Linked DNA regions of Homo sapiens: regions 1 and 3 are each linked to region 2. The links are chromatin loops, found by intact Hi-C in ENCODE. Cell type or tissue: Calu3. All regions are shown on one strand. Each heading gives the region's core, and the rest is flanking DNA. Links, peaks and the distances in the headings are about the cores only. Region 1 has its middle 250 kb from the start of CTAGE1. Region 2 has its middle 220 kb from the start of RBBP8. Region 3 has its middle 210 kb from the start of CTAGE1.

Region 1 (4,625 bases), core at 726-3,225, 43 kb before region 2:
AAAATAGGAGAGGGTAGAAGGAGGTGAGGGTTGAAAAATTACCTATTGGGTACAATGTTCACTATTTGGGTGATGGGTATACTAGGAGCCCAAACCTTGCCATTATGCAATATATCCATGCAACAAACCAACACATGTACCCCCTGAATCCATAATTTTAAAAAAAATGAAAAACAAAAATGTAAAAAGTTTTAAAAAGATAGAAGTGAGTACTATCAAGCTGACCATAATGAAGATACTAGTTGATGTTTCAATGAAAATGTGTATTTACTGATCTGAGTCAAGACAGGTAAACCTCAGACACCTCAGCTCCAACCCCAACAAGTATCTGAACTCTGCTCTTGGCCTTCCTCCTGCCCTTTGGACTTGGACTTTGTTTTGCTTTCCCTGGTTCAACCTACTCTCGACAGATGTAGGTTGCCTCTGCACTTGCCTCAGCACTCTGGTTCTTCTTGTTCTATTTCAGGAAATGTTTATCTCTGTATCTCCAAGCCTAGCTCAATACCTAACACAAAGTAGGAATTCAGCTGATGCTTATTTAAGGAATGAGTTGCCGTGAGAATGGCAAAGAAATCTCAATGAAGGGAGAGATACTGGACACCTGCTCCAGGGCTCACCTCACCAAAGCGGCAGTTTTCCTTTCAGTGTTCAGTGTCTACTTTTCTCTCCAGGAAAACACTGATCCAATTGCTTCTCATCGGCAAGATTATTCAAGTAATCTTAGATGTGCAAACAAGCCACGGTGGCCCTTGTGTCAGGCAGAACCAGGGCCCCCTGCAGTTGCCCATCATACTTCATGTCTTATGAGATGATCCCTGAGCAGCACTGGAGACCCCAGACAGAAGATGCCTTTTTGATGCTATTAAGATCTTTCTATTAGTGTGGAGGGAATAAAAGGGGCAGGGAAGAACACCCATCCCTGGGGTGTTTCTTTACAGAGCACCCATCGCTCCAAAAGCAGGGGTCACTTTGTGAAGGTAAGATCATATTTTTACAGTGCTATCTTCTGAATGAGAGGAAATCCACACGCCAGACAGCCTCCTGTCACCAGACGGCCTGTATCAGCCTCACTATGTGGACTGGTGCAGTTAAGCCCTGAAAGATGGTGTGCGGGGGTGTCAGACACAGCCCAGGCAGGGGAGGGAGGAACTTCAGAGCAGGCAATCCCACCTCCTGGGAAGGACTGGCCTTGTGACCTTAGCCAGTGTCTTCCAGCCTCCTCAGGACCCTCCTTGGTAAAGCAAAGATTAAACACTGACCCATCCACCCAGATCATGTGAGTGAAACAGCAGCCCCACTGGAAAGGTATTGGAGAATAGAACTCTTTATTTTTTTTTAGAAACATGAACATTTCCATTAATCTTCTCTGCCCCCAAATTGTGGTTTCTGGTTCCTTGATTCTTACAAATAAAAGAGAGAAACAGTTTTGGAGAACAACGTGTCTTGGCCCTAAGAATAATTTTCTTACTTGTGCAGTTGAGGACGGTTTATTATGGGTCTGTTTAGTGTCTCGGTCAAGGGAGGGAAGGAATAAAATGTTGATCCAAGAAGCCATCTTGCTCTGAGGAGTGATGAAGTACATTTTTGTGTGCTGAGGCACTCTTATGGGTTGAATTTCTTTACAGAATGAGCCCAAGTAGGCAGGTACAGTAATAGAATGGCTCACTGGGAGATTATTAGCAACACCAGAGGCTTATCTGTCCTTGTGTCTCTGGGGAGAAGCACAAAGAGGGGGAACTAATCCACTCCAAGAAGAAGAAAGAGATGGCACCTTATCCCTAATTTGATGTATCACTCGTAGGGTAGGTAGGAAAGTTCTTCAGTTCCATTTGGCCTAGGCAGTGAATTACTCCTCATATTTCTATTTTCTAGTGGTCAGTGAGCTATGAGTCATGCAGTGACTCATAGCATCATCATCAATGTATATTTGGGGGTGCTCTCAGGGTTCCTGGGTTCGTGCTGATAAGGAAAGCCAGGCTTTGTTATGACTGAGTCTTTTTCCGTGCTATGTGTTTCGTGTGTTTTTTTAGCCGCCACAACCATCCTGATGGTGTCATACCACTCAGAATGATAGAAATGTCTTACTTTTTTGGAAACTAGATAAACAAGAATATCATGCATTTGGGAAATGTTTAAATGTACACCCACATGTCAGGCCCACTAAGTGTGTATTTGAAAAATCATTTTCATTTTTATCATGCTTTGACAAAAGGAAGTACATCAACGCTCTGTTTAGGAAAAATATACTGTACTCTGCTACTGAACAGCTATGTGGCCTTGGGCACGTCTCTTAACTTCCCAGGGCCTCAGTTTCCTCATTCACTGTCTACTTTCCTGATTCTACCGTAACACTTCATTAGGTTGCAAACTATGTCTAGAAGGTAGCAGCACCCCCATCTCTCATTCAAAGGGCCTTCTCAGGACACACCCTCCTCTACCAAGGCTGTGCTCACTGATGACTTCTCCATGAGCAGCTGACTGAACTTGGTTTGTAGGAAGTTCATACAATCTGCTGGCACCAGCAAGAAATGGAATGCTGGAAGCTTCCAGCTTCACTCAAGTACATTTAACCATTCAACAGACACTTATTGAACATGTCCTATATGCCAAGCACTGAATGCCAAGGATCCAGCAATGTCAAAGCAGACAATGTCCTTCTTCTCATGCAGCTTACCTTGTAGTGTGGGAAGTGGAAAATAAACAACATAAATAGGTAAATTATGCAGAAGGTGTTAACAACTATGGAAAAATAGAGCAGTTTGAGGGATAAGGATGCTGGTGTATTGGCAGAGAAAGAGGGTTAAGGCCTGGCTTCACTGTAAAGGTGGTGTTTGACTAAGACTTGCAGGTGAGAGAGTGAACCATAAGGATATCTTAGGAGGACTGGCCCAGGTAGAAGAAAGAACCGCTGCAGAGACTCTGGGGAGACATATGGCTGGCATGCTGGAGGAGCATCAAAGTGGCCAATGTGGCTGGAGCAGAGTGAATTCAGCGCAGTGTAGGGGATGAGGCAGGGGGTACAAGGGGTCAAAGCGTGTAAAGCCTCATAGAGGCTTTACAAGGCTTGACTTTCACTTTGAAAGAAATGAGAAGCCATTGCAGGATTTTGAACAAAGGAATAGCCAGATCAGGCCGGGCGCGATGGCTCACGCCTGTAATCCCAGCACTTTGGGAGGCCAAGGCGGGTGGATCATGAGGTCAGGAGATCAAGACCATCCTGGCTAACACGGTGAAACCCCATCTCTACTAAAAATACAAAAACTTAGCCAGGCGCGGTGGCGGGCACCTGTAGTCCCAGCTACTCGGGAGGCTGAGGCAGGAGAATGGCATGAACCCGGGAAGCGGATGTTGCAGTGAGCCAAGATAGTGCCACTGCAGTCCGGCCTGGGCGAAAGAGCGAGACTCTGTCTCAAAAAAAAAAAAAAAAAAAAAAAAAAAGGAATAGCCAGATCTGACTTACATTTTATAATAAAGCTCAATCTGTTTATTAATGGAAGAATAAAATGAAGGGAAGTGGCAAATCTGAGTCACTAAAACAATTTAGGAAGCTGTTGGGATAAATTATGCTTGCATGGACCAGAATAGTAGCAGGAAGATGCCAGAGGTGGTTGGATTCTAAATATAATTTGAAGGTAGACCCTTTAAAATTTCCAGGTGGATCGGAGGTGAGATGTGAGAAAAAGAGAATTGTGGACAGCTTCAAGGTCAAGAACCTCTTTGGTAGTGGATGCTCTTTGGGGTTTTAATATGAGACATAAAGATCCATATGCTCTATGATCACTCCCAAGGGTCCATCCCACAACTCCTTTCCCTATTTGCTCCTTATTTTCTATTCTTATTCCTTCCAGGCCTCTGACCAATAAACCAAGCCATTCACACCACTGCTCAGGGGCCTTGTAGATCTGTACTATGGGCCACTGCTCCCTGCTGGGTTACACTCCTGAAGTCACTCTGAACCCACCCACAGTTTGCTGTGGAGGCCGTAGTTAAAAAGCAAATGGCCAACGGCAGCTGAGACAGGTGAAATTGGGAGATATGAAGGACTCAAAAGAGGTGTTTCAGACACAAGGTCATTTATTTCTGTTACTATGTTTTTTATTTCTAGCATTTCCCTTTTATGATTTCTTGAGTTCCCATCTCTGTTTATATTACCCATCTTGCATGTTCTTGCATGTTGTCTACCTTTTTTTCCATCAGAGCTCTCAGCACATTAATTATAGTTATTTTAAATTTTTGGTTGGTCTGATAATCTTAAAATCTCTGCCAAATCTAAGTCAGGTTCTGTTGCCTGCTTTGTCTTTTCAGGCTATGTTTGTTTTTTCTTGCCCATTAGCGCACCTAAATTTTGTTGAAAGTTACACATGATATATTAGGTAATAGAACCTGAGGTAAGTCAGTCTTTGGTGTGAGGGTTTATGATTACCTGGTTAGGAGCTACACTTTACTTTTTGTTGTAGCTATAAGCGTCTGAGGCTTCAATTTCTTCTACTGTCCTTGTTTTTGTCTCTCCAGTTATCTTTGGGTTTCCCTAGAAATGTCTTTTTAAATAGAGTCTGAGCCTTGCAGACTTTTCAACTATTATCATCTGTTATGATTTAGGAGTTTAGTTGACACATCAATGAGAT
Region 2 (4,625 bases), core at 1,059-3,558:
GCAGCTCTAAGACACCGTCCTACATTCCCAGGTAGAGTGAGCCCCATCTTCCTGCTGACTGGATTTCTTTTTCTTTTTCCTTTTTTTGGAGGTGGAGTCTCACTCTTGTTGCCCAGGCTGGAGTGCAGTGGCGCCATCTCAGCTCACTGCAACCTCCACCTCCCGGGTTCAAGCGATTCTCCTGCCTCAGCCTCCCGAGTAGCTGGGATTACAGGCGGGTGCCACCACACCCAGCTAAATTTTGTATTATTAGTAGAGATGGGGTTTCAACTGGTCTCAAACTCCTGTCCTCAGGTGATCCACCCACCTCAGCTTCCCAAAGTGCTGGGATTACAGGCGTGTGCCATTATGCCTGGCCTGGATTTCTCATATTGGTTGGATTCTCACCACCCTCTCCCACTATTGCTACAAAAGGGCTCCCAAATATGCTTCTGGCCCCTGCTACTCTCCTTGTTCTTTGGTATTTTCGTCACCTCCAGCAAATTCAAAGAAAAGGAATTCAGTCATTGCATTGATGGGTAAGAAAGGTTTAGAATAGAGAAAGCCACGTGCAGATATCAAAAGAACACTGTGGCTAGACCCAAGAGTGAGTCAAAGGTATGCTCTGATGTTTGAAGTAAAATGAGAAGACTTTGAAGACAGTGGCCAGAAGTTTACATTTGATGCAATGAATGTGGGAAGTCCCTGGAAGACTGCATGGTAAGGCTAAAGTAGCAGGTGCAAAAAAAGGATCAGAGGACTCCAAGGAGCTGACGTTCTGTATAGGGCTTCCACCCAGGTTCCATTTGACACTGGGGCCCAGCCTAAAAGTTACCTTTCACAGCCTCCCACCCCTGACCCTTGGGTTTTCTCGATGATAGAGAGCCTGGCTCTGGGCCTGACAGTGAGCTGTAGCCTCCAACTGAAAGGAAGCTCAGCAAGAATGACCTTGTTAGACTCATTCTGCAGAGCACCGTGGATGTCAGTGAGCATCTCTTGGAGATTTATGGCCCTGAACCTAGTCTCCTGTTACTTGGTGATTCTGCTGAATTTTCCATTGAGCAATAAGGGCAGGATAACAGCAGAGCTGCTCAAGGTTAGCAGCCTTCTGAAGTCCACCCAGCTCCACAAAACTTCTTCCTAATGATATACAGAAGAGATTTATTGGGATGTTTTTGCAGGCCAGGAAATTGCTACATGATTTTGTCATTGACAAAGGAGCAAACATCACTGCCCACTTTCTGTTGGACTTTCTCCACTTTGCTAGTTCTTCAACTGGAAATGATGAAAATAGGCTGATTCCTGGTTTAGTTACCAGGTGGGAGGGCTACCCAAACAATATTCCAATTTCATTGTTTTCATTTCAGGGATTATTGATGGCAACTTTAGGGCATACCTTATATTTGAACTTCCACTTGGTTTCCTGTTCTTGTGGGATTCATTTGAATTGCTGCTAAGTTGGGCATTCAAACATTTCTCTTATGTTGGTTCTAAACTAGTGAGGGAAAACCACGATGTCAGAAGTAATTTTATTTCCACTGTCTTTTCAGATGTGTCAGGGCTCTTGATCAAAACTGATTTTCCAAAGGAGCAGAAAACCAAACACTGCATATTCTCACTATACGTGGGACCAGTAGGACCAGTAATATAGGGCAGTTAAGACCAGTAAACAAGGAGGAAAGGTCATCAAAGATGATTTTCTTTTGAAATGGGAGATTAGGAGAATAGTGGGGTAACTACTGATAGCAGATTGAGACATTAGAAAGACGTGCCATTTTCAGTGTTTCTTGGTTTTTTTTCTTTTTTATAAAGCCATTTATCTTAAGTGCCTTTTGAAAATATTAATCCTATATTTCAGTTGCATTCAATGCAGTGTTTTGGCACCCATTAAAGCCATGGGTATAGGGAGAAGTGCAAGCGCTCCCAAGTTTGTGAGAGAGTTCTGGGTCTTTGGAGGGAGGGATTCAGCCTGGGAATTCCTAGATTCCTGCAAGCACCTCTGAGTCACTAATTCTTTAAATCACATGTTCCGTCAGCTAAAATAAATTAATAAATAAATAACAATAAGTTACTCTAAGAATTAGAAGGGATGTAGCCTCAGAAAGCCCTTTGGAAGCTCTAAAGTGTAAAAGATATCCCTCATTCCTTCTCATTCCAAAGGAAGTCAAATAGAAAGTAAAACTAGAATATCTTATATCTTACATAGAAAGGTGAAACGACATTCTCTCTAACAGCTCTCAGTTGGTAATGGAACCAAATGATCAATACCAGGCCACAGGCTCCTCGTCCCTCACCAGGAAAGGAGTCCTGTCTGGCCGGAGATTGCCTCCCTGTGTCCTCAGGCCCACCTCGGTTTCTGCACAGGCTCCCCGCTCCCACCTCCCCACCCCCGCTGCCATTCCCTGCGGGGTGAGCTGTCTGCAAAGCTCCACTCCCTTCCCTTTCCCAAGTCACAGTTACAGGAATTATTGCAAGACTAGTTCTCTCATATTATATTTCATTCAGCAGCAGAAGAGCCACTCAAGGGTTTTGGCTTCTGGAACAAGAATGAAAAGATCTACAAAATACTAAGTTCCTTGAATAGAATCTTTTAAGGCGATTTGGTGAAAAGTGTCAGATTGGCAGCCACAAAGTCTGAGTTTCTGTTTATTTATCTAGCAGGTAATGATTCACAAAGCCATACAAATATCTCACCAGCCTACAAGTCCATTTCAGACAGATGACTAGGATAATGTAAATTCCATGTAAAAAGGTAGCTCCTTGCTCATTCTCATGTGTAATCTTCACGAGTGAAGTGCCTTCTAAGCATTTTCACACGAATTCTGTCACTTAGAATTTCTTGCAAATATCTAAAACTAGAGTGTTGATGATGGTATATAAACACACCACTTCACCTGCTTTAGCTAAAGGTGTCTTTTTTTAATTGATAGGCCATTTTTAGCAATTTTAGATTTATTTTAAACATTGAGTTATTTGTGTCTTTTTTAGAGCCATTTTTCTTCTTAAAAGCTACGCTATGTTTTGCTGAGATGAAAATACATATAACTTGTTTTCCAAAATGGGAAGAATTGTTCGAGAGGGTGAGCATGGACCCTGCAACCAGATCCTAAGCCCACCCTTATCAGCTCTGCGGTGTTTGGTACGTGAATTCCTTATTACCTCTGAGTCTCGGCTTTCCCATCTCTAAAATAGGAATAACAATAATAAACAACATAATACAAAGGATTATAAGAATTAAATGAAATGGCAAAGGTAAGTACCTAACACAGTACAGAATACAAAGTAGATGCTTAAGAATGATATGTTATATTCCAAATTCACATTGTATGTTAGAGGACTAAAAATTACTGTATCAAAGTATAAATCTAATCTGGGATTCTGATCTTTTTGTATGAGTTTGTTCTGCCTGAGGTCTTGTGCTTTAAACTAAAGAAAAGGTTCTTGTGATCTGCACAGAAGCAGGGAATTGGAGACATCTGGTTCCATGCAGTCTTGTTAACTGAGCTTTTTGATCTGCTCTGAAGAGGTAGAATTAGAGGGAAAAGTCAAAAGAAAATTGAGAAACAGCCTCTGGATGAGGGCAGGGCTCCCCCTGGTAGGGAGGAATGGTGAACAAAACAGCAGAGCCCTGGAGGGAGCCAGGCTGAGCATAGCAGGTGCCCAAAGAAGACCACCACCAAGGCCCACAGGGCCTTCCCAGGTGCCACTGATGCAGTCTGGTAAAATGCAAGCATCCCTGGTAACTGCCAGAAATGCATAGGGGAACTGTGCATTACTGCCCAGCATGATGAAGTGTAAAAAATTATGGGCAGTGGGGTTGGATGTGGTGGCTCACACCTGTAACCCCAGCAGTTTGGGAGGCCGAGGTGGATGGATCAACTGAGGTCAGGAGTTCGAGACCAGCCTGACCAACATGGTGAAACCCTGTCTCCACTAAAAAAAAAAAAAAAAAAAAAATTAGCCAGGCATGGTGGCACGCACCTATAATCCCAGCTACTCAGGAGGCTGAGGCATGAGAATCACTTGAATCTGGGAGGCAGAGGTTGCAGTGAGCTGAGATCGCACCATTGCACTCAAGTCCGGGTGACACAGTAAGACTCCATCTCAAAAAAAAAAAAATATGAGCAGTTGAGTCCAGGTTTGAATGCTATGAGACCTCATCTGTACTTTTATAGGCTATGAAACCTGAGGACACTCAGACTGTGTCCTCACTCAAGTCATAGACAGTGACTACAAATCAGTCAACCCAGTCTGAGAGCTTTTTTCCACCGCTCATGGAAGAAAAAGAGTAATAACTTTGGGGCTGTACATGTGAGTATACATTTGAGGGGAAAGGGAGGATGGCAGGCTAAGAAAACAGAAAAGAAACAGAAAACAAAAAGAGCAAAGATGTATTTGCTAACCAAGAAGACATTTCCAAATATTTCTCTCATGCCCCTTCCAGAAAGATTTCAAGGCCAGGAAAATAAAAATACCTGTTTGATGCCAACTGATTAAACCTCCAGGGAAAACCAGAAAATGTCTTAATTTTCTTATTCAAGAACTCCTTTTATAATCAAACAGAAGAGGAGAAAGCTTTAAGTAGGTGCCCGAGTCACAAGATAAATGAAATGTTTGACATGTTGCTTAGTTCTACAAAGAGAAAA
Region 3 (4,625 bases), core at 1,157-3,656, 86 kb before region 2:
AGAACTTAAAGTATAAAAAAAAAAAAAAAAGAAATACATCTTATAAGGTCATAGCTGCCATAGATAATGATTCTTCCGCTGGATCTGAGCAAAGCAAATGGAAAACTTTCTGGAAAGGATTCACCATTCTAGATGCCATTAAAAATATTGGTGATTCATGGAAGGAGATCAAAATATCAACATTAAAAGGAGTTTGGAAAAAGTTGATTCCAACCCTGACATATGACGGTGAGGGGTTCAAGACTTCAGTGGAGGAAGTAGGGACAGATTTGATGGAGATAGCAGGATAACTAGAATTAGAAGTGGATCCTGATGATGTGACTGAATTGCTGCTTTCTCATGATCAAACTAAGGGATGAGGAGTTGCTTTTTATGGGTGGGCAAATAAAGTGGTTTCTTGAGATGGAATCTACTCCCGGTGAAGATGCTATAAACAATGTTGAAATGACAGCAAAGGATTTAGAATATTACATAAATTTAGTTGGTAAAGCAGTGGCAGGATTTGAGAGGACTGACTTCAGTTTTGAAAGGAGCTCTCTTACGAGTAAGTGGCTATCAAAGAGCATTGTATGTTACAGAAAAATCTTTCATGAAAGGTAGAATCAATTGATGTGGCAAACTTCATTGTTTTCCTATTTTAAGAAATTGCCACAGTCACCCCAGCCTTCAGCAACCACCACCCTGACCAGTCAGCAGCCATCAACATCAAGGCTTAACCCTTCATCAGTAAAAAGATTACAACTCGCTGAAGGCGCAGATGATCATTAGCATTTTTTTTTTAGCAATAAGATTTTTTTTTCTTCAACTTTTATTTTAAGCTCTGGGGTACATGTGCAGAATGTGTAGGTTTGTTACACAGGTAAACATGTGCCATGGTGCTTTGCTGCACAGATCAACCCATCACCTAAGTATTAAGCCCAGCATCCATTAGTTATTCTTCCTGATGCTCTCCTTCCCCCGGTGCCCCCAGTAGGCTCCAGTGTGTGTTGTTTCCCCTCCAGTTGTCCATGTGTTCTCATCATTTAGCTTCCGCTTATTAGCGAGAACATGCAGTGCTTGGTTTTCCGTTCCTGCGTTAATTTGCTAAGGATAACGGCTTCCAGCTCCATCCATGTCCCTGCAAAGGACGTGATCTCATTCCTCCTTATTGCTGCATAGTTTTCCATGGTGTATATGTACTACATTTTCTTTATCCGGTCTATCATTGATGGGCATTTGGGTTGATTCTATGTCTTTGACGCAATAAGATATTTTTAAATTAAAGTATGTACATTTTTAGACATAATGCTATTGCACACTTAATAGACTGCCGTACGGGGTAAACATAACTTTTATATACACTGGGAAACCAAAAAATTTGTGTGATTCACTTTATTGCAATGCTCACTTTATTGCAGTGGTCTGGAACCAAAATTGCCATATCTCCAAGGCACGCCCATGTAGAAATAACCAAGTAAACATCTGTCAGAATTGGAAAGGAAGACAACAAAGCAGAAAAATAATTAAAGAGGAAGAAAAATACCATCAACTGAAGGAGTTACAGTTGGTTAATTGGTGTGGGGAGCTGAAGAAATTAATAGATGACAACTATTGTCACATTTTTTAAAAGAATCATTATTTCAAAATGTTGAATAATTATTTTAATTCTGCACACAGCATAGAAACAAAGAAAACGTAATTAAATTGCAAAGCGAGGAACTTCAATTGGACATAAAGAAAGCTTGTCAATAAGGGTAACAGCAAGAGAGCTTATGCACCGTGCATCCCTGCAGATGTCTAAGAAGGTAATTATTCTTCGTCTTAGTCAGATTAGGTATAGACCTACCCAAGACAAGCAGTTGAACCAGGAACCATTTCTGCTCCCTTCCTGATCTCTGATTTGATTCAATCTTCTATTTGCTTATCTTCTAAATGTGCTTGTAATAACCTGCCCTTTTGCTAGCACCTTCTTGTAAATGTGATGCCTATCTGGGTTTAACCCAGCTAAATAAACTGAATTCAATAAAACCCATCCTGGGTTATCCTCCAGGAGAGTTATTACTCCACTAACATGCTACTGTTGCTACTGTTACCTAATGCTTTAACTTCTCCTTTAGGCTTGAATTATGCTACATTATTGTATATCTAAGATAAGAGGCTGTCTGGAGTCTGTTCAATGTTATCGCGTAATACACAGTGACTTTTTTATTGAAGGCACTCCATGATTCCCTCTGCACTAATGCAGGTTTTACTGAAACTAATTCAAAAATTGTGTGTATGTGTGTGTGTATGAGTGTGTGCACGTGTGTACACACATATATACATATATTTGAGAATACATATAAAGATAAATGCTAAATTGAAAACAAAGTCACAATGCTTCTCTCTGCAGCTGAGAATCTACAATCATCTGTCAGACTGCTATGCCCCATGCTATATTAATCTAGCTTTTAAAGTTGAAGAGATAGCACCACACTGGGAGCTTGCTGTCTCTCCATGCTGACCAACAAGCCTCTGCCAAACTTCTGCCACTTCAGATCCTTGAGAATGCGGCAATTCCTAACCATGAGGTCCCCAGACTCCTAAGCCTTCACAGAGTTAAAAATGGGGTATTTGGAAAGAGTATCAGTGTTTCAAAAAGCCTACGGAAATTTTACATTGCTACAAAGACTGTGATAGGCTATCAGGCTGCCTTCTTTGGTTTTGAATGTTATCAACTCTTTGAATAACTGTGATTATCTCATACTTATCAGAAGCTTTGGTTGACATCATACATTATTTTGATGAATAAATTACGAGGGTAAATTAATTATTCCTTAAAACTGTAGTTTGATAGGAGAAAAATATTTCAAAATATGGTGTCCAATAAAGAAAAATATATATAAGTACCCTAGTGAAAAAAGGTTGGGTACCTCAACCATGAAAACAGTACATGAAAGGAAAAACATTGACCTGGGATTTAGGGTACCAGCCCTTGCTCCATTACTTAATAAACGAAAGTATACCATGATTGCCTATGACATAAAGTCCAACGCAAAAGATAAAAATCCATGCTACACTTCAGTTTTCTGCCCCGTTGATTCAGGGCCAAAATTTAGCATTAACTTGAAAAATTCTATAACTATTTGTTTTCAAAATAGACCTAGATTTCTGAGGTAGGCAGAGAAATATTTTATGTCTCTTTCTCCTACTAATCTTCTTCTATCTATTTAGAGAACACAACTTTCAGGGAAAAAATTGTGCAATAGTCGGGTGGAAGATCAGTGTTAGCATTTCTATGCTTCCAACCGAGGACAAAGGTAGGAAGTGTTTCTGTAACTTTTTACTGTGGAAACTATGAGCTTTAGTCCACTTCATCAGTTCTGAGTTTCAAGGAAACAAATCACTGGAGTAGGAAAAGATGTCACCTGAATAAGCAAAATTGCCATAGGGGAATGCCAGCTTGAAACTGGAAATTTGACCAGTAACCCTCTGTAAAGCTGTGCTCTAAGCTGTAGATCAAATCAAGAATTGTGACCATCACATAATACAGAGGTTGAAGGCAGAAAAATCCACAAATTTTATTTGTCAAAAGTGTTGACAGATCTCCCCTGATTAAGAGATGAGTACAAAGCAAAACCATCAGAAGGTGTATGGAAAGCATTATAGCAGTGGTCTGAAAGTAGCACCATGAAGATTCTAAGGCCAAAGATTCCATTCAAAATTATATGCTGCAGAATCAGAAAAACAACTGTTGAAAATTGTTTGGTTTCCTCAATAGAGGACAAGAAGGAATGACCTTACCACCAAAAACCAAGACCAGAAAGTCATAAGAGGAGAGAGAAGCTGAATAGAAAAGGCAGCACAGGTTGAACAGGCAACAACAGAGGAAGAAAGATGAAGGGGGGATAAAAAGAATAATTTCAAGGAAATTTTTTTTTTTGAGATGGAATCTCGTCTGCTGACATGCTGGAGTGCAGTGGCGCCATCTCAGCTCACTGCAACCTCTGCCTCCCAGGTTCAAGCGATTCTCCTGCCTCAGCCTCCAGAGTAGCTGGGACTACAGGCATGCACCACCACGCCCGGCTAATTTTTGTATTTTTATTAGAGACGGGCTTTCACTATGTTGATCAGTATGGTCTCGATTTCTTGACCTCATGATCTGAATCAACAGAATTAAAATCATACTTGGAGCAACAGAAAACTAGAAACCAAATCTGTAACGTGATTTTTCAGATGTTCTCTCAGAATGAAAAGCAAATGACAAAGAGAAGAAAATGACATGAGATAAAATAATAGACAGCAGGGAGTAGAGATCCAAAATATACTCAGTTGGGATTTCCAAAGAAGGAATGAGAACAAATGAAATAGAAGCTCAGTGTGGGTCTTTCCCACTAGATCATGAAGCCCATAAAGATCAAATCTGGATTTCCAGAATGGCTAAGTGAAAAGGTTGGCAAATCCTCTCCCCAAAAGGCAATGATAAAGCTGGGAAAATTTGTCAAAAACAACCACTTTAGGACTCTTGAATTTGTCCAAGAGTATACAACAAATTGAGAAGTTTATTCACGACAAACTACTGGACCAAGGTAGGAAACTTGTGCTCCTCCCATTCTCCTACCCACCTCCATGCCCAGGGCATTGATGAAAACAACAGGAACTCTGTG

The links. Hi-C counts contacts between places; a loop is a spot of excess contacts. Peaks named below come from ENCODE experiments on the same cell type or tissue, not always from the same donor. Only the 100,000 strongest peaks of a DNase experiment are listed, where the experiment ranks them.
Region 1: it touches region 2 in a loop (2.6-fold over the local background); 3 of 110 quality-filtered maps call a loop at or near these places.
Region 3: a loop joins it to region 2, with 2.9 times the contacts of the local background. A loop is called at or near these places in 4 of 110 quality-filtered maps.

Annotation. Positions count from the first base shown.
Region 1 is chr18:22,666,237-22,670,861 of GRCh38, forward strand. No RefSeq gene overlaps it. Among named protein-coding and RNA genes, the nearest start is that of CTAGE1, 250 kb to the left of the region's middle. RefSeq lists an enhancer at 1,886-2,030 and a cis regulatory region at 1,950-1,967. In Calu3, for the core only: no CTCF peak of the experiment used is centred there; a DNase peak (open chromatin) is centred at 1,945.
Region 2 is chr18:22,708,867-22,713,491 of GRCh38, forward strand. No RefSeq gene overlaps it. Among named protein-coding and RNA genes, the nearest start is that of RBBP8, 220 kb to the right of the region's middle. In Calu3, for the core only: no CTCF peak of the experiment used is centred there; a DNase peak (open chromatin) is centred at 2,355.
Region 3 is chr18:22,622,332-22,626,956 of GRCh38, forward strand. No RefSeq gene overlaps it. Among named protein-coding and RNA genes, the nearest start is that of CTAGE1, 210 kb to the left of the region's middle. In Calu3, for the core only: no CTCF peak of the experiment used is centred there; no DNase peak of the experiment used is centred there.